Regions from separate parts of the Homo sapiens genome. Here region 2 is linked to region 1. The links are chromatin loops, found by intact Hi-C in ENCODE. Cell type or tissue: GM12878. All regions are shown on one strand.

The links. Peaks named below come from ENCODE experiments on the same cell type or tissue, not always from the same donor. Only the 100,000 strongest peaks of a DNase experiment are listed, where the experiment ranks them.
Region 2: a loop joins it to region 1, with 3 times the contacts of the local background. A loop is called at or near these places in 7 of 110 quality-filtered maps.

What each region holds. Positions count from the first base shown.
Region 1 is chr11:32,049,143-32,057,142 of GRCh38, forward strand. It overlaps LOC101928385 (a long non-coding RNA gene), which reads right to left and starts at 4,179. Exons shown (of 2, transcript NR_188501.1): 1 at 4,005-4,179; 2 at 3,616-3,827. RefSeq lists an enhancer at 3,289-3,368. In GM12878, a CTCF peak has its summit at 3,175 (motif pointing right); no DNase peak of the experiment used is centred here.
Region 2 is chr11:32,102,156-32,110,155 of GRCh38, forward strand. RCN1 (reticulocalbin 1) reads left to right here. Exons shown (of 6, transcript NM_002901.4): 5 at 1,126-1,325; 6 at 2,210-3,567. The coding sequence ends at 2,317. Among named protein-coding and RNA genes, the nearest start is that of RCN1, 15 kb to the left of the region's middle. RefSeq lists an enhancer at 3,840-4,109. In GM12878, no CTCF peak of the experiment used is centred here; DNase peaks (open chromatin) are centred at 3,976 and 5,717; H3K4me3 peaks cover 1,149 bases; H3K27ac peaks cover 3,465 bases.

The sequences.
Region 1 (8,000 bases):
ATAAAAAATAACAATACTACTATAAAAATGGTAAGAACCAATATAGTATTACATCTATTTACATAGCATTTATGTTGCATTGGGTGTTATAAGTCATGAGACTTACATAGAGATGATTTAAAGTACACATGAAGATGCACATAGGTGATACGCAAATACTACGTCACTTTCAATAAGGGACTTGAGCATCTGTGGATTTGGGTATCTGTAGGGGTCCTGGAGCTAATCTCCCATGGATACAGAGAGAAGATTGTACTTCATAGGGTTGTGAGAATTAGAGGAGCTAATGCCTAGGGCCTGAGACACAACAGATGCCCTATAAGTATGAACTATATTCATTATTATAAGGTCTGCCCTGACTGACTGCAGGAGGCTGCCCGGAAGGCTGAGTTGACAAGCCTATAAATCCCCACCAGGACCACATCAGAGCTCACTGGAAATGAGCACCATTGTCAGCCAGCAGTGTTATCCATGGACACAGGACAGGGAGTTCCTTGTAATGGAGGAGGCCCCTTCCCTTCCAACTTTAGAGAATGGTATATATTTATACTAAGCCAGCTTAGAAGTGTCCTCTTTTCCCCTTTTCCCTATACTACCCACACCACCAGGGGCTTCAGGTAAAACACAAACATAAGAGTCCCTGACAGCCTTTCACTCCCTGGCAGTTCTTTTCTCCACCCACTTTCTCATTTTCTGGGCCGAACTCTTGAATCCGGAGACTCCAGACTTATGAGAGATGCCTAGACTTCTCCAGCTTCTCTTTTTAAATTGTTTTTACTTCCCTCTCGTTCTGACTCAAATCTCATCTCAGGGACTGGAAATTGCTGTGTTAAATGATATTGTCAGCCTGGTCTTTGAAGGATGCGTTTCTAGGACCGTGGCCTCCCCACAGGTCCAATCCCATTTGGGGTGATTCTGCCTCTGCTGGTTCCACTAGCCTAAGAAGTTCTGGGTCCAAAGAGGAGCCTCCATGGGGGTTCTGGTCTGCTGAGAACCCAATCACTAACACAATTTAGAAAATAACCCAAGTCAGATAATCCAAATCTGAAATCCCATCCCCAATCCCTAATTGTATGCAGGGAAATGTCTTATTTTGACCATTTTCAAAAGTCACAGAAAGTGTGGAAATGATGTATGAGTGAGGGCTCAATTGAAGAAAATAAAATCCAACTAGTTTAAATGGGATCGTTTGCAGAGGCTAAATCCACTCCAACAGCCCTATTCTTAAATCTTTCGATTCCTTCTTCTATATTGGAGTTGGCAAACTATGGCCTGCTTTTGTAAATAACACTGCCACCTGTTTGTGTAAGCAAAGCTTGATTGGAACACAGCCACGCCCGTTCATGTACATATTGTCTATGGCTGCTCTAGCACTTCTGACAGTGGAGTTTAGTTACAGCAAAGACCTCATGGTTCACAAAGCCCAAAACTTTTACTGCCTGTCTTTTTTTCAGAAAAAGTTTGCCAATTCCTGTTCTATATTATATCAACTTCACTTAGCACAGGCCACCATCAGCCAACGAAGCTAACAACTGCTCCCATACACCCATGTGTGTACTTACTCTAGTAGCTCTGGAAGTGGCACCCATAGCAACGACTTCAGTCTGAACTGTAGTTATGCTCCTCCCTCCATGGTCTAGCATCCTCCACATCCCTTTCCACACCCATGGATAGGAGAGACAGATGATTTTTTTTTAGGGCAGCTGTAGACGCATCTTGGTTCTCAGACAGAGCCAGGAATATACAGCTCTGAGCCTGTCGTTTTCTTTCTGTAAACTCTCTTAGTCTGTTAGTTGAAGTCAGTCAGTCCCATTGTGCCGTTGGCAGTAGGGAGTCCTTTTCTACCATGAGGAGAATGTATGAGAAGTGGAGACAGTACAACTGGAGAGCCTGTACTGATGGAATATGGGCACCACTACTCAGCTCCAGCTAATGATTGTTACAGTGGAATGCAAACCTGTGTTGTCAAATCTTCTGATTTGTCAAGAGAGGCTGGAAATATTGTTTTGTTTTGTTTTAACAGGCAGTCATTGCACACTGAGGTTTAAGGCTTTACTTGTTGGTGATCTTGGGCAAGTTTGTGTGCTTTTCTTAAGCTTGGTGTCCTAAGCTGTCCAGTGAAAGAAAGGAAGAAAGGAAAGAAGGAAGGAAGGGAGGGAGGGAGAAGGAAGCAAGGAAGGAAGGGACGGAGGGAGGGAGGGAGGGAGGAAGAAAGGAAGGAAGGAAGGAAGGAAGGAAGGAAGGAAGGAAGGAAGGAAGGAAGGAAGGGAAGGACTATATCTTGTAAGGGTTTTGTGACACTTATGTGTGATAATTCATATCAAGTTCTAAGAATGGAGTCCGGCTTGTACAGAGCACATGATCAGCAATTGCTAGCCTCCTGTTTTTCACTAGGCACTGGAGGAGGCACTAGATGGGGATTCCATCTTTCTTGTCTGCCTCTATTCGGAGTGAAGAATGTTCTATTTTCATGGCAGGACTGCAGAGCCCACCTGGAAGAGAGCTCCAGGGTCCACGCGAAAGTCTCTAGAGCTCCTTCTATGACGGGGTGAGATAGACACACCCAAGGAACTGCCCCAAACAACATCTATGGCAGACTTTTGTTAGGGGAGAGAAATAAATAAGTAAAGAGAAAAAGAAGTAAAGCAGGAAGGAAAGAAAGGAAGGAGAAGGAAAGAAAGAAGAGGAGGAAAAAGGAGGGGAGAAACTAGACTCAGTAAAAATCAAAGCATAGAAACATTGTAATTAATGTATAGGAATAGACTGTAGATGTATGGTGTAGGAATATTAAAAAAGTACTAAGCAAGACTCATGTTGCAGATTATAATTAATAATAGGTAAAGGTATTTAAGATTTATTGTTAAGTTTAAAAAGCAAGTTATAAAATAATGTTTATTGAATGATATCAATAGCATATATGAATTTACATATATCCAACTAGAAAAAAGACTGGAAGGAAAGCCAACAAAATATAAAAAATGGTTATCTCTGGGTGACAGAATTATGGATGACTTTTGTTTTGTTTTACTTCTGTGAACTTCCTAAGTTGTCTTCAATGAACCTGTGTAACTTGTGTAGTAAGACAAAATGGGAATTATGAAAAATAATCATTTTGATTGCGAAGCCACTGGTTGGATAGCTGAACCCTGAGTTTCAAATACTTTTTCAATCTTCCAGCAGGTGGCGCAATGGCAATGTCCGCCTCCTTGGGAGAATTTCACTCCACAATTAACAGAATCTCAGATCTCAGCCCACGCCAGCCATGGAGCAGAGGGCTTATTCTCTGGCGGGGAGGGGGAACTTGAAAGAAAACACTCAAACCCAGAAGCTGCCCACACTCAGATTGCTGGCCCTATGGCTCAGTTCTTCCCACAGTAGGAGAGACAAGGTTTTAGGGTAAATGCAATGATACAGGCAGAAGAAATATGTTTTCTCTTCCTCCCTTACCCTCCCTATCCCCCGTAATTTGGCCCTAGGCAAAGTTCAAATTCGTCTTTTTGGTGGGCATTTCTAGATTGCATTGGATTTGCAGCTCATTCAAGCCCTAATGGTAAGTGAGAGTTTGGGCTCAAAGGTGAAGGAAAAAAGCAGATAATCATCTTATCCACAATGCTGTATGGTTAGAGGATCTTTAATGTAGAGCACACCTTGTGCATGAAGATGGTGGACATGCTGGCCAGCCATCGGCTGTTGGGGAGCGCTGAAGGCAAAAGGAGCCTGTGGCCGGGTTAACCAGTCTACCAGGAGTGAATGAGACAGAATCTCTCCAGGCTTGGACACCACAGGAGGCTGGGCTATTCATAGCCAGGGTACAGCCTTAGCTTGATCTGGAAGTGAAGAAACCCTCAGAGAAGTCAGCCGCACTCCATCACTTTGAATTTTGTTTTAAATCTTAAATTTGCCCACGTCCAAGAAAACCACTCCAAAGGGAATCCAGCAGGGGAAAAGCCACCAGAGTCCACCAAAACGGTCCACATTCCCCCCAGATCCACACGCACACATACCATCTGGAAACAAGTAATGCTCTGGGCCTTCTATGCTATTTCTCAAAGCTCTTCAGTAAGCCTCCAGTGCCCTTCTCCGTAATGACATGGAAGAAAAAGAAAAGAAACGAGGGAAGAAAGAAAGGAGGGGAGGGAGGAAAAGGACTACCGCAGCTCATCTTGGCAGAAAGAAGCTAGCAGACTCCTCCCTCCTTCCCCAGAAGTTTTCACTTACTGATTCATCCCCATTGTGATCTAGATGCCGTCACAGAGGACCTGCTTGCATGGGGGCACTCACCTAGGTTTTGAGAAAAGTCAATCAAAGCCCTTGACATACAGGAGCTTTCTATTTCAGACAATCCAGATGATCAGAAGAAACCACATAAAATGACAGGGAACAAGGATCTGGAAGTAACTACATGTGTCTCTCCCTTCATCCTACAGATGTTCATTCTAACTCTCTCTCTCTCGGACACACACACACACAGACATATGTGCACACGAACACACACATTCCCTGGGGTGCTACAGTAGTAGGGAATGCATGCTATGGTTTAAATTTGTACCCAAGATTTATGTGTTGGAAACTTAATCCCCAGTGCAACTGCAGTGTAGGGGGGTGGGGACCTTTAAGAGGTGATTAGGTCATGAGGATGCTGTTCTACTAGACTAATGTCACTTTCATAGGAGTAGATTTGTTATCAAGAGAGTGGTTTGTTATAAAAGCGAGTTTGTCCCTCTCTTGTGCTTTCTCTCCCTCTCCCTGTCTCACCCTCTTGCCCTTCACCATGGGATGATGCAGCAAGAAAGTCCTTCTCAGATGCTAGCACCTTGATATTCCCACTCCCAGAACCGTGAGAAATATATTTCTTATCTTTATAAATTATCCGGTTTGTGGTATTCTGTTATAGCAACATAAAATAGACTAAGACATCACACAATAAAAACAGCAACAAAATAATGAACACATATAAGGCTATATACTAACAAGTTTAGCTTAAAAGTTAAGCACTTTGGAGTCCCTCGGCCTGGGTTTAAAGCCAGCCCTGCTGCCTTCTAGTGGAACATCTCAAACAAATTACCCAAAGTTTTTGAATCTTAGTCTGTACATCCGTTAAATGATAATAATAATAATGGCTACAAGTCACACTATTACAGAGAGGATTCAATGAGATCTTGCATATAGAGCCCTTGGTGCAGTGCCTGGCTGTGACCAGCACTCAGTATGTATTGACTATTGCTGTTTTCTGAAAGCATATTGATAACGGGGCAGTTTGGGATTGCCAGGCTGGAGTTTGTTGATGGAAAGGAAATTTTATCAAGGGCAGTGATGTCCAGTGACAAGACTGTTTGGCACTGAAATCATTTTACAAGGAGCTTCAGTATGCTTTAAAATAGAACCCAACACATTCTTGCCACAGGGGTCCAAAGTGGCTATCTGTAAAAAGCAGTGTGATTAATTAGCTGAAAGGGTCAGGTGATCTTCAAACTAATGAACCAATGTGGCCCAAGAACCAATCAATCAGAAAGAACCCTGGCTCTAGAGCCAAAGCAGCCCCCTGGACATCCCTGGCGTGCCAGGCCCCTTCTCTTGGATTCCAGGGAGTCCAGGGGACCCAGAGAAGAGGATGGGCAGCAGCGACACAGATGGGCACTTGGCAGTGACTACAGACCAGCTGATACAGATATATTTCAGTATTTTAATAACCTGCATGGACATGCCGGTGCATCCTGGCTGAACATGAGCTCTAGGTCAAGATATGAATTTCATCCAGGAGCAGTGGCTCATGCCTGTAATCTCAGCACTTTGGGAGGCCGAGGTGGGCGGATCACTTGAGGTCAGGAGTTCAAGACCAGCCTGGCCAACATGGTAAAACACTGTCTATACTAAAAATACAAAAATTAGCTGGGTGTGGTGGCATGCACCTGTAGTCCCAGCTACTCAGGAGGCTGAGGCAGGAGAATCACTTGAACTCGGGAGGCCGAGGTTGCAGACAGCCGAGATCACATCACCACGCTCCAGACTGGGCAACAGAGTGAGACTTCATCTCAAAGAAAACAAAAAAAAAGATATGCATTTCAATCCCACCCCAACCTGAGTGTTTCTTAGTCCATTAGCCAGGAATGACACAGCAAGAAAGAGATCCATGGAGAAGGTTCGAATTGATTCAGTAGAAAGAAATCTTTCCCTAATTCTGGAAGAACAACTCAATGTCAAAATGGTACATGGTTGCTTCCTATTCTTGTGTAGCTGGTGGAGGCTTAAGTATTCAGAGCCCCACCTTCTAGCTACTGAGAGTCCAGGAGAGAGCTATTTCCAGTGACGATGAAAGGATCGCCCACTAGCACACAGGGATCTGCTGAGGTGGGCTTGGTTCACAGGGGTGAGGAAGATGACAGGAAGGAACTCCTGACCTCAAGTGATCTGCCCTCCTCAGCCTCCCAAAGTGCTGGGATTACAGGCAAGAGCCACCGTGCCTGGTTGAAACTCGTATTTTGACCTAGAGCTGATGTTTTCCAGGGTGCACCAGCATGTCCATACAGGTTATTAAAATACTAAAATATATCTTCAGGTGCTTGTGGGCATGGAGAGAGGAGACTTGGGAGCCAGTCTCCATGGTTTTCTGTATGGGCTTTCAACAGAGAGGGGCTACCAAGAGAAGCTGGAAGAATGGTTTGCCCATACATTCTTCAGGAAACCCTGGGAGAGTAAGGAAGTTGTCCTTCAGAACTGATAAGAATGGGAGAGGGTGAGGGGAGAGATCACTCCACCACTGCCAGGTGGCCTCAGTATAGCTGACACAGTGTGGCCTCAAAGCCAGCAGCAGAATAGAGCCCTAGCAGCTGAAAGCAGCAACAGACTTGGGAGTCTTATTCACTGGGCTTTGGAGGCCGCACAGGGGCTGAGAGTCCTTGTTTGGTGGCATTTCCAAGACTTTCCCCAGGGTTTTTCCCAAAAGGGTTGCAGGGCTTTGAGGAGGGAACCAGAAGATCTGCCACAGTAGGGAGGAAGGCTAGAGGAACATCTGTCGCTCAGTGGCAACAACCCCCATATCTGGAGAGCATCCTGCAATTTATAAAGCATGGTCTCATTCCTAACTCTTCCCAGCAGAGATAATTATTCCTGTTGTGTAGATGAGAAAACTAAGACCCAGAGAGGTAAAGGGACTTACCCAAGGTTAATCATGGCAGAGCCTATTCACACTGGTTCATCATTCCATGTTTTCTGACTGTCAATTCAGTACTCAGTCAGAGGGGCAGACGGGCAGACGAGGTGCCTGGGGTGCAAAACGTAAAGAGGTCAGGTCCTTAAGAGTGAGGTGGCTAGGACACAAAATTTAAAGACACACACAATCTCGGGTCATGAAGTGCCACACCCGCATCCAGGCCTTGCTTTAATTACCACTCCCATTCCCCTCCAGCGTTGAGGGCTTCACTAGAGAAGCCTATTGCTGGCATTGCACCCTGGATATCTCTGGCATCCATTTGCCTGTTGAGCAAGCCTGTGGCTTCACCACATCCTTCCTCAGAAGCTGCCTGGAATCTCCAACTGTTCTTGTAGTTAGGAGAAGGGGAGTGAAGGAGAATGTTGCCACCGGATATGCCGGGCACCACAAACAAACAACAAAAAGGATTCATGTGTTCAATGGAGCTGAATTTTAATTGATACTTTCTCAAACAGTGGTTCTGAACCAACATCGCTCAGCCCCCAAAGATGATGAAGGGGGTGCGGTTTAACGCCACAATTAGCAGACAACCCCACAACAAATACAGTAAACATTAATCATATTAAATATTGAACTCAGACTTTGGTACGCTTGAAGAGCAATGGGTTTTTAAAATTTTATTTTACAGAAGACAAAGCAATGATTGTGGAGGAATTATTCCGATGTCAGTGCTGAAGGGAAATAATGTAACATTCTGGAATTTATATAAAAATTACAGCTTTGTTGTGTTTCACACTATATATAGTAATTTAATCATTTGCAGCTGATTAATTTCAGTGAAGGAAAATGT
Region 2 (8,000 bases), 53 kb after region 1:
TGGTAGTAGGAAGAGCACTGGAATTAGGAACCCTACCTTCACCAATTAGCTGTGTGACCCTGGGGTAATCATGTAATGGCTTCAAACCTCAGCTTCCTCATCTGTAAAATGGGGGAAAAAAAGTGAGCCCATTTTTACAGGATTCGATGAAGCTCGAATTAGCTAATACATATTACAACTCTTTCTCAAAAACAATGTAGACATGTCAGTTAGGGGTCTACCTTGTAGTCAAGGGTCTTGTCTTTTTTTTTCCTTCACTTACTACCTGCTTCATTCACCACCTGACATTTCCAAGCTCTGCTTCCGTGACAGAGAAACTGCCTGCAGGGTATCTCTCTTTTCCAAGAGCTACTGACACACACACAATGCAAAAACGTTTCCTTTTTCTTTTCCTTGCCATTTTGTACAATGGGGATAATGACCCATCTTGTAGAATTGTTATAAGGATGAAATATAATGACAAGTGAAAGCCCTTTGGAAATGATATAAACAATAGTACTAAACACAGTGGCTAAGACTCTGGGTTGAAAGCAGAGTGACCATGTTCCTGTGCAGCCTCCAGCTCATATGAGCTGTGGGTCATTGGGTAAGACTTTACCTCATTGTTTTCATCTGTAAAATGGGAATTATAACAGCACTCACTTTGTAAGGCTGTTATGTGAAAATCAAATGAAAACTGTGTGTAGAACACTTTATACAGTATCTGGACCATAGTGTTCAATGTTAGTCATTATTATTAGTTTTCGCTTATGTAGTGCCAGTTTGGGTTGTAGAGGGCTTTTACATCAAAATGGCACATTTGATCATAATAGCCCCATGATTTATAAATTATCATCTCCATTTTACAGACAAGGAAACTTCAGGCTCAGTCACTGAACTAAGTCAAAAGCCGGGATTTATCTTTTGGCTTCTAAACTCAGTTCTTTCTACTCCACCACATGGCCTTCATCATGAATAAATTACTGCATCATTATCCCCAAGAAGCTGCCTACCAGCTGTTTGAGTTAGGTCTCTGGATTGGTTGTCGCCTTTCCTAAAGCTCAGGAGGTCAAGTTTGTTTTATGGGGGTGGGGGAGGTTTACCTTCCCACTTTCCTTTGTAACCAACAATAACCTTCCCTTCTAGCGGATATGTTTTCCCATGAGGAGAATGGCCCTGAGCCAGACTGGGTTTTATCAGAACGGGAGCAGTTTAACGAATTCCGGGATCTGAACAAGGACGGGAAGTTAGACAAAGATGAGATTCGCCACTGGATCCTCCCTCAAGATTATGATCATGCACAGGCTGAGGCCAGGCATCTGGTATATGAATCAGACAAAAACAAGGTATTTCCCATTCTTCTGGAATCACTGATTGAAGGGAGACAGTTTACATAAGATCGGTTTTGTTTGCTTTTTCGGCGATAGCATTGACCCATGTGGCCATGTCTTTATTGACTTTTCCTTCTTGTCCTACAGTGGAGACCTGTAAACTTGAGCTAATACCGTGATAACCCACAGTAAAATTATTAGGCCCCAACTTTCCTGGAAAGTCAGCTGTGAGCCACAGACTTACATTAAGTCACATTTCCTAAGATTGCAGAACTTTGTGGGCAGGACACGATTTAAGAAGTATACCCCGTGTTGCCCTAGGATCAGCTTATTTATCCATTCATTGTCACCAAATACTTATCAAACATCTGTGAGGTGTCAGGAACAAGGAAGCCCATCCCATTAAAGCCCAGACATCCTCAGGCAAGCTCAGGTTTCTGGCTTTAATGCCTAGTACTTCGGTATCTATTGATAAACATCCAAATAAACAAATCAATACATTTAGAAAAATGTCCTGCCTATTCCCCACTTTGCTGATTGCCCCCAAATTCTCAGGTTATGCCAACAGTCAGTTTAGGCAGCGAGGCTGTAAGAGGAAAGTGGCATTCTTGAGGGCCTATTTTGGGAAGACCAACACTGCTTGTGGGCACAAATGGATTCTAGCTTCTGAATTACTCGGGGACTTCCCTGACACGTTAGCACGGTTTTTATAGCAAGAGGCTGTTCCGATTTGGAGTTTTGCAATGCAGTCATGGTAGATGAAGGAGGTGCCCAGTAGCTTCTGGATTACTAAATATAGTATTTTAAATGTTGTACATCAGTGAAATGACATGAACATCATACAGAACTAGTACAGTTACCAGAGCTTCCATGACAGTGCTCTTTGATCTCTTCTATAGGATGAGAAGCTAACTAAAGAGGAAATATTGGAGAACTGGAACATGTTTGTCGGAAGCCAAGCTACCAATTACGGGGAAGATCTCACAAAAAATCATGATGAGCTTTGATAGACACTCACCAGAATATGGCAGACTGTCATAGGCATTCTGTTATTGTCTTGGATTGTTGCTACAATTGTCTAATTTACAGCAGTTGTGATCCCACAAAAAGCAAGTTTATACCTCAGATTGGGGTATAAAAATTGTTTTTCGCTCAGTATTTACTGGAAAATGGACATCACTAGTCTTTCAGTAAGATTTCTCTCAAAACACGTGAAAACCTTGGTAAATTGCAATTCTTTCTGGGGATATATTGGTACAACATGACTTAAAACTTTTTTTTTTCTATTAAAACTTAAAGGGGAACAAAACTTGAAAAAGCCCTGTTCTTCAGAAGGTGAGTGGGTTGAGGGAGGCAGTAATATGAAGTGACTGCTGTGTATTTTAACTACCAGATTTTTTATATTTGCCACTGTTAAATAGTTGGAAAGGGGAAATTCTGATTAAGCGAAAGTGGTATCATCCTAGGTAAGCTTATTTCAGAACAAGTCTAATATTTCAGATTCTTTCTTTTCGACTTTATACTCTGAGTTATTACTTACTGTAAGTGGTGTATATGAAACCTCCATGCATTTTCCAGTATGGATCTGCTAATATGCACAGTAAATCCATGTCTTTGTTTGTTTTTCTATTAAAAAGCAATCAAGAAAGATAATGTGAAAAAGAAAGGAATTTAGAGGTAGGGAAAAGATGAATGTCAGACATTTGAAGAACTATAGTAAAATGATAAACACTAAATATACTTGAGAAAACTTTCTTAATATGCCAATGAGGTAGGCCTGATCTTTGAAATAGTGAATAGGAATACAATGCATTTCCTCAGTGATCACTGATTAGAATGAGTTGGTGGGATCCTTGGGAAGCCAAACGGAGCGGAGTTCTGGATCATGTCCCATCCAGTCCAGTGAATCCACGACCCGCAGACCTGTCCCCCCGCAACAGCTTATACCATGGAATGAGGACAAGGTGATACTCTGAGCTGTGGACTGAACTGGCAGACACAACCTGTACAGATTGAAATTTCACCTTGTAAGGAGGAAGTGAATGAAATAAAGGATCCCCCTAAGGATTTTCTACTGTGTCCTGTGGTGTTTGACTTCACAGATGCTATTTGTGACATTATTCATATAGCATAAAACAGTGGGGTTGGATCCCATGAATAACATTATAAAGGTTCTGGGGTTTTTTTTCATCCAATTACTAGAATGTTCAGAATAGACTCATATTTACTAATTTAATAAATGTATGTACTTAATGCCTTTACTTTTCTAGGTCATTTTAACTATAAAATCTTCCTGAAAAAGGTTGCACCTGGAAAATCTGGACTTCTTCCCTGGGCCTATGAGGCGCTGTAGGAGGAGGCCTATGGGATCTGGCCCCTACCAGCAGTAGCATCATCTCCTTACCACTGTCCCTTTCATACCGCCTATAGTCTGGCCCCAGAGACTTTCTAGTCCTCAGACACACCAAGGTCATTCCCAGGTTGGGCCCTTTGCACTTGCTGCCCCCTCACATTCAGAATACCCATCTCTCACGCCCTCGGGTAACACATGGTACTTCCTCAGGGGGGCTTTCCAGACCCCACTATTTAAAGTAATCCCAACTCGAATCTCGGTTTCACATCCCCATTTTATTTTCTTCTTGGCATGCATTACTATTTGTATTCATTTCCATGCCTTCTGTCCAAATTGCCACAAAGTGGGGGATTTACAGTGACAGAAACTTACACGGTTCTGGAGGCCAGGGTCTGAAGTCAAGGTGTCAGCAGGGCTGCTCTGCCTCTGAAGGCACTAGGGAAAATGCCTCCTTGCTTCTTCCAGCTTCTGGTGACTCCTTGGAGTTCCTTAGCTTGTGGCTACATCACTCCACTGCGTCATCTCTGCCTCTGTCTTCACAAGGCCTTCCTCTCCTTTCTCTGTGTCTCCCCTTGGTGTGTCTTTTATAAGCACACTTGTCATTTGATTTAGAGCCCACTTGGATTATCTAAGATGGTCTCATCTTGAGGTGCATAATTACATCATCCCTTTTTCCAAGTAAGATCACATTCACAGGTTCTGGGGGTTAGCAGGTGGATATATCTTTTGGTGGGGGGCCTTCATTCAAGCTAACCTACTACACCACTTGACATTATATTGTTTGGACATTGCTTGTCTCTCCCAAGCTAGAATATAAACCATGAGACCAGCAGTCTCGTTTTCTGATTTACTGCTGTTTCCCGGGACTGCGAACAGTAGAGTCTATTAGCAATAAATGCTCAGGAATTATTTGCTGAATGAATGAGAGGCTGATGGCTTTAATCAAAGGGAATATCTCTCAGGGAAAAAAATTCTGTAAAAAATATTAAAATAGCTAACAATTGCTAAATGGGAACTTTGAGCGATTTGCCCAAGATTCCACAATGATTAAATGGCAAGGCAAGACATCAACTCCAGGTGTTCCTGGCTCCAAAGTTCTCTTCCATTTAGCTTTAAGTTTTGCTGCTCCAAATCTCAAAATTTCATATGTTTTCTCTTTATTTCTTTGCTCATCCACAGCATATGATTATGTGGTAAGGAAATGAGAATAACTCCGCTTTACTAGAAATAAGCATATGGCTTTTTTTTTAAAGCAATGAGAAGCTGTTTTTTAAAAAATGAGAAAATAATATTGTGTAACCTAATTATAAGCATAACAATTTAAAAGGTGATGACATTATTTTTCACCTCCAAAAAGGAATATAGTTGATTTATTATTGTATGTAGTAAGACATTAAATATATTTGGAGCATTAACTTTTTCCTTTCAAGTCAGTGCACATTGGAAGACTAACCCTGAACGATACTAGAGCTTCTGGGGCTGAATTTAACACTAAAGAATGAAAACCTTAGCTAGGGGCAAAACTGTTAACATGGTGATTTGTAAAACCTTAGATTTCTAATAAGGTCTGACTGTTTCAAGGAAAACATATTTTGTTTCTAGGTAACATTTCAAGTCTGATTATGAACAAATGCTACAAAATTGATCTGTAATGGGAAATACTGTAATGTCACAAAGCATTATTTAATGCTTAATGTGACTGAAAGCATTAATTGCTAGGAGCCATTGTCTGTCCAAGCAAAACACAAACACACATTTTACACTCCGCGTCTCTTACTGTAGGTTTTCGAATGAATAAAAGTGTCACAAAAATGTAGTTAGAAAATCTGCCATACCTGAAGGTTTTCTTCACCTGTTTGGAATATGGTAGTTGTTCCCTTATTAGCAAATGCGTGAGTCGTATCTTCTCAGAAGTCCCCAGCAAACAGTTGCTGTGTGGCTGCTTGTTAGCAGCTCAGCTAAAATGTCTCGTGGGGTGAGGTAGTGAGTGGTTGACGGGATTTTTTTTTTTTCCTTCTAGATTTATTTTGTCACTTTCATAATGAAATCTCAGGTTTCTCCAAGAACGTGCAGTTGAGATTTGGCTGTCTCTGAAGTACTGAAATGAGTTTATAGCACTAGAATTCCCACTAAAAACCAATGAGTGGCATAACGTTCATCACTTTGGCTCACACTGAAGTATTAAAAGTCTGAGTACTGGCTGGAAACCTTGTGTCATCAGTAAACTCATGAGATTTACATGAACTTGGGGCTATTTCCAAAGAAACCATCCCCATCCTCAATTCTGGTCAGTCCCAGGGTCCATGGCTGGGGATACATACCCTAGGTGTAATGCGTCGCACCACCCCATGTGCTTTTAGTACCTCTATAATTTTTCTCATGTAAAATAGAAAATGGAGTCTGATTCTCCCACAGAAGTCCATCAAAGAAAATGGCTGTAAGGATTGGCTACCTTCTACCTCAAAGGTGTTTGTGTAGTGAGCACTTAAGCATTTCATTGCTCCTAGGATAAACACTAATAGCTCTGTACCAGGAACTATACCAAGCACATACATACATTTCTTTCTCATGTAACCCTCACAGCAGCCCTTGAGATTGGTACTTGTAGGAAAGAGGAGAAGCCAGGTTATGTTGCAGTAACAGACAATGCTAACATCTCAGTGGTTTAAAGCAACAGAGGTATAATCTTTGCTTTTGCAAAGCCAGCTGTGGCCTGGCCAGTTGTCTGTGGTGTGGGGTCTCAGCAAGATATCTCCACAAGCAACCATATCCACTGGAGACCCCACACAGGCAATCCACTGCTGCCACCTAAAAGTGGCCCCTGTCACTCATGCTCACTGACATTGGTCAGTCAAAGCAAGTCATGTGGCCACTTCTAACTTCAAGGGAGCAGGAGAGTGTGATCCTACTGCTGAAAGCACTGGTGAGCAGCATCTGTGGTTACCACAGTGGATTCCCATCTTACAAATCAGGGAACTAGAAAGGGAAGTAATGCCCAAAGCCACCCAACTCACATATGAGATGACTGTATAATTGATTGTCCAGACAAGGACACCTTTGCCAATGAAAGGGAGGAGTTTTAATCAATATCTCCCTGAATCCTGGACAACCTGCTCTGCTCACTTTGGGACTAGTAAAGACTCATTCCACTCCTTGTCTCACTATGTTCTTCCCCAAGGGTTGAGAAGTCCATGGGCCAAAAAATTTTGCCCATTCAGAGCCAGTGCCTCCTGCTTCTAGACCATGCTCCAAGTCCCCAGATGACTCCAGAACTCTCTGCCCAAATGACCCCAAGTCTCTTCCAAAGCCTGGGTCAGCCTCTTCCCCAGGTATATCTTCCAAAGGGCAGGCAACATGGTGGGTAAGCCCACCTCTAGTCCCAAAGGATGGCCAACGGGCAGCTGTTGGGGGGTGGACTTGATGTAAACCTGCAGGCTGCGGTGTTCACACACACTGCTATGGTTTGAATCTATGAATCACCCAAAATTCATTTGCTGAAACTTAAGACCCAAGGCAATGACATTGTAAACAAAAAAGTATGCGTCAGGTCTCAATCAATTTAGAAGTTTATTTTGCCAAGGTTAAGGACATGCCTGGGAGGAAAAAACAAAACAAAACACAGAATCAAAGAAACAGCCTGTGGTCTGTGCTTTTCTCCAAGGATGATTTCGAGGGCTTCAATATTTAAAGGGAGAAAGAGGCTGCAGGGGAAAGAGTGAGATAGGATATGGAAATCCACAGGTTGCAAGGAAAAAAGAGCAGGTAGGGGAATAGTGAATTATGTATTCGTCTCCTGCTCAGTAAATCGGTACTTTACATACAGTAAGGGGAATATAAAGTAGCTACCTGTGGAAATACTTAACTTTTATCGGTAGGTATCTGCTCAGGAGCAAAAGGAAAGGGAGCTTCTTGCATGACTCAGCTTTCGGCTTAACTTTCCCTTGTGGCAGAGCGAATTGGGATCCCAAGTTTTTATTTTCCTCTCACAGTATTAAGAGGTGGGGCTTTTAGGAGGTGATTAGTTCATGAGGGCAGGGCCCTCATGAATAGGATTAGTGCCTCTATAAAAGGGCTCAAGAGAACTAGCTAGGCCTCCTTTTTGCCCTTCTGCCATGTGAGGACCCAGCAACAAGGCACCATCTTGGAAGCGGGGAGAAGCCTTCACTAGATACCAAACCTACCAGGGCTCTGATCTTGCACTTTCTAGCCTACAAAGCTGTGAGAAATAAATTTCTATTCTTTATAAATGACCCAGTCTAAGGTATTTTGTTACAGCAACAAAAACAGACTAACAGACACACCTACATGGAGCCCATTGGTAGGAAGAACAATAATAG